Regions from separate parts of the Homo sapiens genome. Here region 1 is linked to region 2. Evidence: chromatin contacts called from ENCODE Hi-C data. All regions are on one chromosome and are shown on one strand. The core of a region is the stretch at or near the end of the contact, and the rest is flanking DNA. Distances in the headings are between cores, read along the strand shown.

Region 1 (3,893 bases), core at 415-2,914, 94 kb before region 2:
ATCGTTAATAGCTATCTAGGGGTTCTTCCCTCTTTCAGTCTTTCCCACCTTGAACCCATTATCTATACCACAGCCAAAGTGAGCATAAATGAGAGAAAGGTGGAGCAAGGTGGTGGAATAGAGAGCTCCACTGATCATCCTCCATGTAAGTACACCAAGTTAACAACTATCTACACGGAAAAAACACCTTCATAAGAGCCAAAAATCAGGTAAGCACTTATATACTTGGTTTTAACTTTTTAACGCTGAAAGAGGCTCTAAGGAGATAGACAAAACAGTCCTGAATCGGTGACACAACCCCTTCCCTCCCCTTTGGCAGCAGCAGAGTGGGGCAGAGAGTGTTTCTGGGCACTTGGGGAAGAACACAGCAATTGTGAGGCACTGAACTCAGTGCTGCTCTGTTAGAGCAGACAGAAAAACCCAGATCAGACTCAGCTGATGCCCACCCACACAGGGAGCATTTAAACCAGTGCTAGTCAGAGGGAAAACACTGATCCCAGCAGTCAGAACTTAAGTGCCTGCAAAACTCACCACTGAGGGCCAAAGGGCTCTGGGTCTCTAAGTAAACTTGAAAGACAGTCTAGGCCGTAAGGACTGCAACTCTTAGATGAATCCCAGGGCTGAACTAGGCCCAGGGACAATGGACTAGGGGGCAAGCAGCATACTGAGACACTAGCTGGGGCAGTCAAGTGAGTGCTGGCCTTACCCCTCCACTAACCCCAGGCTGCACAGCTCATGGCTCCAAAGGAGACCCTATCCTTCCACTTGAGGAGAGGAGAGGGGGAAGTGGGGAGGACTTTGTCTTGCATTTTGGATACCAGCTCAGCCACAGCAGGATAGGGCACTAGTCAAAGTCATGAGGCTCCCATTCCAGGCCCTAACTCCCAGATAACACTTCTAGACACACCCTGGGCCAGAATGAACTGCTACATAAAAGAAAAAGACACAGTCCTGCCAGCATTTATCCCCTGCTAATCAAAAAGCCCTTGCATCCTGAATAACAAGCAACAATACCCAGGTACAACACTGAGGGCCTTGGTGAGCCTCTGAGATTTGCTGGCTTTAGGTGACACTCAGCTAAAGTTAGCTGTGGTGGCTGTGGGGCAAAACTCCTGCTTGAGAAAAGCAGTGGGAAAAGTAAAGGGAACTTTGTCTTGCACCTTAGGTACCAACACTGCCACAGAGGTGGAGTACCAAGTGGGCTCTTAGGGACCCCAATTCCAGGACTTAACTCTTGGATGGTATTTCTAGACCAGCCCTGGGGCAGAGGGGAACCAATTGCCCTGAAGTGTGAGTCCTAGGCCAGGCAGCATTCACCACAAGCTGACTAAGAGAACGTGTGGCAGCTTGGGATGAGGCTCCTCTGCCTTTGTAAAGTGGAGGGAAGAGTGGGAAGGACTGAGTTTTGTGATCTTCAATATAAAGAATACCAGGTAGACTTCTAAGGTTTTTGACTCTAGTCTCTGACTCCTAGGTGGCACCTTTAGACTTACCCGGGACCTGAGGACCTCACTGCCTTGAGGGAAGGGCACACACCTGGCTGGCTTTGCCACCTGCTGATTGTGAGCCCCAGGGCCTTGAGCAAACATAAGGGGTAATCAGGAAGTGGTTACAGCAGGCCTTGGGCGAGACCCAGCACTATGTTGGTTTCAGGTCTGACCTAATACAGTCATAGTAGTGGTGGCCGCAGGGGTTCCTGTGTCACTCCACCCCCAGCTTTAGGTGGCTCAGAAAGGAGAGAGATACTCTGTATGTTTGAGAAAAAGTAAGAGGAGAGAACAAGAATCTCTGCCTAGTAATCCAAGGAATTCTCCTGGATCTGGTCTAAGATCATCAAGACAGCACCTCTATTAGTCTGTAAGAACCACAGTGTTACTGGGCTTGGGGTAACCTCTAAAGTACAAACAGCTTAGATCACAACACCCAAGTCCTTTCAAATAGCTAGAAAGCCTTCTCAAGAAGGATGGCTACAAATAAGGCCAGACAATGAAGACTATAATAAATACCTAACTCTTCAATGCCCAGTCACCAAAGAACATCTACCAGCATCAACACCATCCAGGAAAATATGACCTCACAAAATAAACTAAATAAGGCACCAAGGACCAATCCTGGAAAAACAGAGCTATGTGACCTTTCAGATACATAATTTAAAATAGCTGTGTGAGGAAACTCAAAGAAATTCAATATAACACAGAGAAGGAATTCAGCATTCTATCAGATAAATTTAACAGAGACTTAAATAATGTAAAGGAATCAAGAAGAAATTCTGGAGCTGAAAAATGCAATTGGCATACTGAAGAATGCATCAGAATGTTTTAATAACAGGATGGATAAAGCAGAATAAAGAATTAGCTTGATGACAGGCTACTGGAAAATACAGTCAAAGGAGACAAAAGAAAAAATAATAAAAAAGAATGAAGCATGCCTATAGGATCTAGAGAATAGCCTTAAAAGGGCAAATCTAAGAGTTATTGACCTTAAAGAGGAGAGAAAGAAAGAGACAGAGGTAGAAAGTTTATTCAAAGGGATAATAACAGAGAACTTCCCAAACCTAGAGAAAGATATCACTATCCAACTACAAGAAAGTTATAGAACACCAAGTAGATTTAATCCAAAGAAGACTACCTCAAGGCATTTAATATTCAAACTTTCAAAGTCAAGGATTAAGAAAGAATCCTAAAGGCAGTAAGAGAAAATAAACAAATAACATACAATGGAGCTGTAATACGTCTGGCAGTAGATTTTTCAGTGGAAACTTTATAGGCCAGGAGAGAGTGGCATGACATATTTAAAGTGCTGAAGGAAAAATAAAAACTTTTACTCTAGAACACCATGTCTGATGAAAATATCTTTCAAATATGAAGGAGAAATAAAGACTTTCCCAAACAAAGAAAAGCCAAGAGATTTCACCAGTACCAGACCTGTCCTGCAAGAAATGCTAAAGGGAGTACTTTCATCAGAAAGAAAAGGACATTAATAAGCAATAAGCAAACATCTGAAAGTACAAAATTTGCTGGTAATAGTAAGCGCACAGAAAAACACAGAATATTAGAACACTAATATTGGTGTATAAACAACTCAAGTAGAAAGACTAACAATGAACCAATCAAAAATAAGTACAACAACTTTTCAGTACATAGTCAGTACAATACGTTATAAATAGAAACAACAAAAAGTTAAGAAGCAGGAGGACAAAGTTAAGATGAGTTTTTATTAGTTTTATTTTTGCTTGTTTGTTTGTTTATGGAAATAATGTCTTTGTCAGGTGAGAATAGGGGGTTATAAGATAATATTTGCAAGCCTCATGTATACCTCAAACCAAAAACATGCAATGGATACACAAAAAATAAAATGCAAGAAACGAAATCATATCACCAGAGAAAATCATCTTTGCTAGAGAAAGACAAGAATTAAAGAATGAAGGAAGACCACAAAGCAGCCAGAAAAGAAATAACAAAATAGCAGGAATAAGTCCTTACTTATCAATAACATTGAATGTAAATGGACTAAACTCTCCAATCAAAAGATGTAGACTGGCTTAATGGAGGAAAGAAAAAAAGACTCATTAAAGAACTGGAAAAGCAATGAAAACCAACTCAAAATTAGTAGAAGCAAGAAATAATAAAGATCAGAGCAGAAATAAATGAAACTGAAATGAAAAAAATACAAAAGATCAATGAAACAAAAAGTTGTTTTAATTGAAAAGTTAAACAAAATTGACCAACCTTCAGCCAAATTGACTAAGAAAAACAGAGTGAAGATCCAAATAAAATCAGAAATAAAAAAGGAGACATTACAACTGATACTGCAGAAATTAAAAGGATCATTAGTGGCTACTATGAGCAAGTATGTACTATAAATTGGAAAATCTAGAAGAAATGGACAAATTC
Region 2 (3,765 bases), core at 108-2,607:
ATGTCCATCAATGATAGACTGGATTAAGAAAATGTGGCACAGATACACCATGGAATACTATGCAGCCATAAAAAAAGATGAGTTCATGTCCTTTGTAGGGACATGGATGAAGCTGGAAACCATCATTCTCAGCAAACTATCACGAAGAAAGAAAACCAAACTCCACATGTTCTCACTCATAGGTGGGAATTGAACAATCAGAACACTTGGACAAGGGATGGGGAACATCACACACCGGGGCCTGCCGTAGGGTGGGGGGAGGGGGGACGGATAGCATTAGGAGATATACCTAATGTAAATGACAAGTTAATGGGTGCAGCACACCAACATGGCACATGTATACATATGTAACAAACCTGCAAGTTGTGCACATGTACCCTACAACTTAAAGTATAATAAAAAAAAATTAAAAAGTCATGCCTCCATACACCTTCCCACCCAAAACACAGCCACTTTTCTTTGAAGAAAATAATTAGTATTAGTATTTCCTTGAGAAGATATGATGAAGAAACTGAACCCATTACTTTCTCAGTTAGAGGTGAATGAGCATTGTTTCAAAACACAGTGACATTGCCAGAGATGGTGTGTCCTGCTGGGGCAGTGACAGGCCCACAGACATGAAAGGGACAGATTCAGGGAAGGGCATCTCTTAGACTTAGCCCATGTGTGCAGCCTAAAAGCCTGATAACCAGTTCAATCTGGAATTCCTCCTTGTAAGTTTACAGATAGCAGTGGTTCCTGAAGTCTGGTCAGGTTCAAGCTTTTTTGCTGCAAGAATAGCTGACGGATTGTTTCTCTGAAGAAAACCAGATTCTTGGTTGGATAGAAAACTATATGTTTCCACGTGTATTGTCCTCTATGGGGAGACCACTATTATAGTTTACATCCATTTGATATTTAAAAGAGCTAGTGTTTGGCTTGGTCCTCAGTTTCTAGACCTGCTAGGAGGGATGTGGGGGGCTGATTGTTGGGACATGCAGGTGAGTTCTTATGGTGCTGAGAGGAGGTAGAGGCATTGTAGCGTAGAGAGTCTGCCTTCTGTGCCTCCTGACCTGACTGGGTGTCAGGAATATGGGCAGTGAGTGCCCTGAACTCTGTCACCTTTTCCTGGATTCCATGAGCAACAACCTGGGCCAGTGGCAGAGTTGCAGACAGCCTGATTTTCTGTGTTGCTCACCTATTCTTTTTTTCTGTCCCTGGCCATGTCTTTCCCTGCTCTCAGCTTGTCAAGCACGTGAGAAAACATGTGGCAAAGCTTTGGCAAACTTGGTGAAACTTGATCAAAATGCAGTCAAGCCCTTTCCTGCTGCTGCCAAGTCAGCCGGGAGCATTGCTTGTGGTCGCCTGGCAGAGGCCACACAGCTGCTGAAGGTCTGTGTGCTGAGTAATTGCTACCAGTTTCTCCACCTGTTACGGCCACCATCGTGAACTGCTGAAAAGGCCAGTGGGACTGTTTAACACATATATTAACAAGTGTACTGAGCGCTTTACATACATCATCTTATTTAATTGAAATATAACCTCTGTGAGGTAGGCACCATTGTTATCTCGGTTTCACAGATGATAAGACAGAAGCTCAGAAAAGTTCAGTAATTTCCCTAAGGTCACACTGCTAGCACACGGTACAGCTGAAGCTTGAATGCAACACTGTTTAACTTTTAACCACCAGCTTTTTAATGATTCTATAGTATTGAATTGGGAAATGCAAAGGTGTTTTTGAAGTTTGGGCTCCATGTCTCCTTGGAGGCAGTTGGTAACCAGTTTGCTTCTATCTTTTCTAGTACATTCCCTAGTGTGGGCAACTAAGTGACTTTTTAAAAGTTATTAGACTGTATGAACCCTTCCCCTTCCCTTTAATCTGATCACAGGATTCCTACTGTCTTTGGGATAAAACCTGAGCTCCTTGGCACAAGACATGCCACCTTTCACAGTCTCTCCAGTTTACCCCTCATGAGCAGTGCGGTCTTGTCAGTCTGAATCCCTGTAAGCTCCTGGAGTATCCCATGGCCATCTGCCTCCCTGCCTTTGCACTGCTGCTCTTTCTACCCTGACTCTGCTCTCCATGTCTACCCTCTTGCCATCCCAGTTCTGAGAAATCCAGAGCCTTACCTTCTCTATGAAATATTCTGCAACTTGATAGACACTTCCTCCTGTGTGCAGCCACCTCACTTCACACAGACTCTAATGACAGCACACATCATGTTGAGCCATAGTCTTTCTCCAGGCTTGTACCCCTTCAGGCTAGGAGCCCTGATAATAAAAACTAAACTTGTTCTTTGTGTCTTAGTGCCTGGCACAGAGAAAGTGCTCAATAAATATTCATTGAGTAGAAACATGGATTTTCTACCCTTTGAAAACAGAAATGTTCTCTAGCTTATATGCTGAGTCATGATAGCAGAAATGTGTCCTCCCTGTGATTTGTCTGCAAGCTCCATGAAAATGACCTGTTAACACAAAATTGTGGATGGGCCTCCAGACAGACTTTTGTTATATTTGTTTGCTTGTTTTTACTTTGGAGACTGCAGGGATTTCCTTTCTTTATGCATGATCTAGACCAAGGTCACCAGCTTTTGGTGACCACCTATCAGCTGGGGCAAACACAGGCTAGTTTTAACATCTTTACATTGAATGAATTGAATTTCAGCAGGTATTTAAGAGAGAGAGAGAGAGAGAATGTTAAAATGATAATTATTTATTTACATTTCAAAGCTAGGTTTCAGTGTGTTTTAGGTTGAGCCACTGTTAGGGACCTACAAAAGTTTCGCACCTACACAGTTTCCCAAGTTGTCTTTGGTGGGCTCTGCTGAGGGCACCCAATGCTCCAGAAGGCTCATCTAACATCTACAAAACCATTCCTAATTAGAGTGTGGTCCAACCATATGGTATTTGAAAGCTATCATATGTCAAAACAGAATGTGTATGCCCCAAAACCATCAAACTGTGTCTAAGAAGATACTTGCTTGAAGTAGGAAAGCCATATTCTCCTGAGTATTTTGCTTATGGAAATGAGACATAATTCAATCCAAAAAGAGGAAAGAGCTTCTGTTTTCTAGCCACTGAATCACAACCTGCAGACCTGGTGAATGACTCAATTTCTCCATCCATAAAATCAGTTCTAATCATATCAGCAGGCTCCCCACGGTGCTGTGAATTCTAATGAAAGAATAACATTTGTGAAGAATGCTGTACTTCCTGGGAGAAAAATATGCCATTTTTCTTTTTTTTTTTTTTCCTTAGATGCAACATCTGTCTTTGTCAGTCCCTTAAACTTACTGCTTCTAGGATGGGAGGGACTATAGTGGTCACACCAGAAGGAAGCCGAGCTGAGCAAGGACGCCAACGAATGTCTGAAATCCCAAATGCCCTGTATTGGGGTTTCTCAGGGTGGGGCCATGGAGAGAAAGAGAGACAATGCAGGAGGGCAAGCAGCTTCTCTTCCATCACTTTGTGGTTGAAGGTGGATATGGGCATGGGTGGTGGGGAGTGGGAAGGAGATTTTCCGAAGGACAACATCAGGTTCTCTGGTTCTTTCCTTTCACAGACCCAGTCCCAACATTTGTGGGATCCAGGGCAAGAGTACACACAAAGGCCCACACAAAGCATGTCTAAATATGTAACTTACAAATTAAGATGTGCCCATGGCTTAGCCTGCGCTCCATCCTGGGCCCTGCAGCCCACTCCCAGGGTAACCCTCTGCAGACCCAAGACTAATGGGACAAGGGATCTGCTGGGGCAGTGTAGGCCAAAGCTGCGGCTGGGTCCACC

Evidence for each region. A loop is a pair of places that touch in the nucleus more often than their neighbours do. Pooled maps may share reads with other maps.
Region 1: a map with no recorded cell type shows a loop between it and region 2 (6-fold over the local background). The contact joins two enhancer-like sites. A Hi-C loop is called at or near these places in 7 of 37 single-sample maps with no recorded cell type and 4 of 50 pooled maps.

What each region holds. Positions count from the first base shown.
Region 1 is chr4:75,097,247-75,101,139 of GRCh38, reverse strand. No RefSeq gene overlaps it. Among named protein-coding and RNA genes, the nearest start is that of LINC02562, 14 kb to the right of the region's middle. Within about 2 kb of position 1,664, at least 4 of the 41 ENCODE cell types and tissues checked have a DNase peak (open chromatin) inside an H3K27ac peak, as active enhancers do.
Region 2 is chr4:75,002,788-75,006,552 of GRCh38, reverse strand. All of the region lies in intron 1 of PARM1 (prostate androgen-regulated mucin-like protein 1), which reads right to left. Among named protein-coding and RNA genes, the nearest start is that of PARM1-AS1, 34 kb to the right of the region's middle. Within about 2 kb of position 1,357, at least 6 of the 41 ENCODE cell types and tissues checked have a DNase peak (open chromatin) inside an H3K27ac peak, as active enhancers do.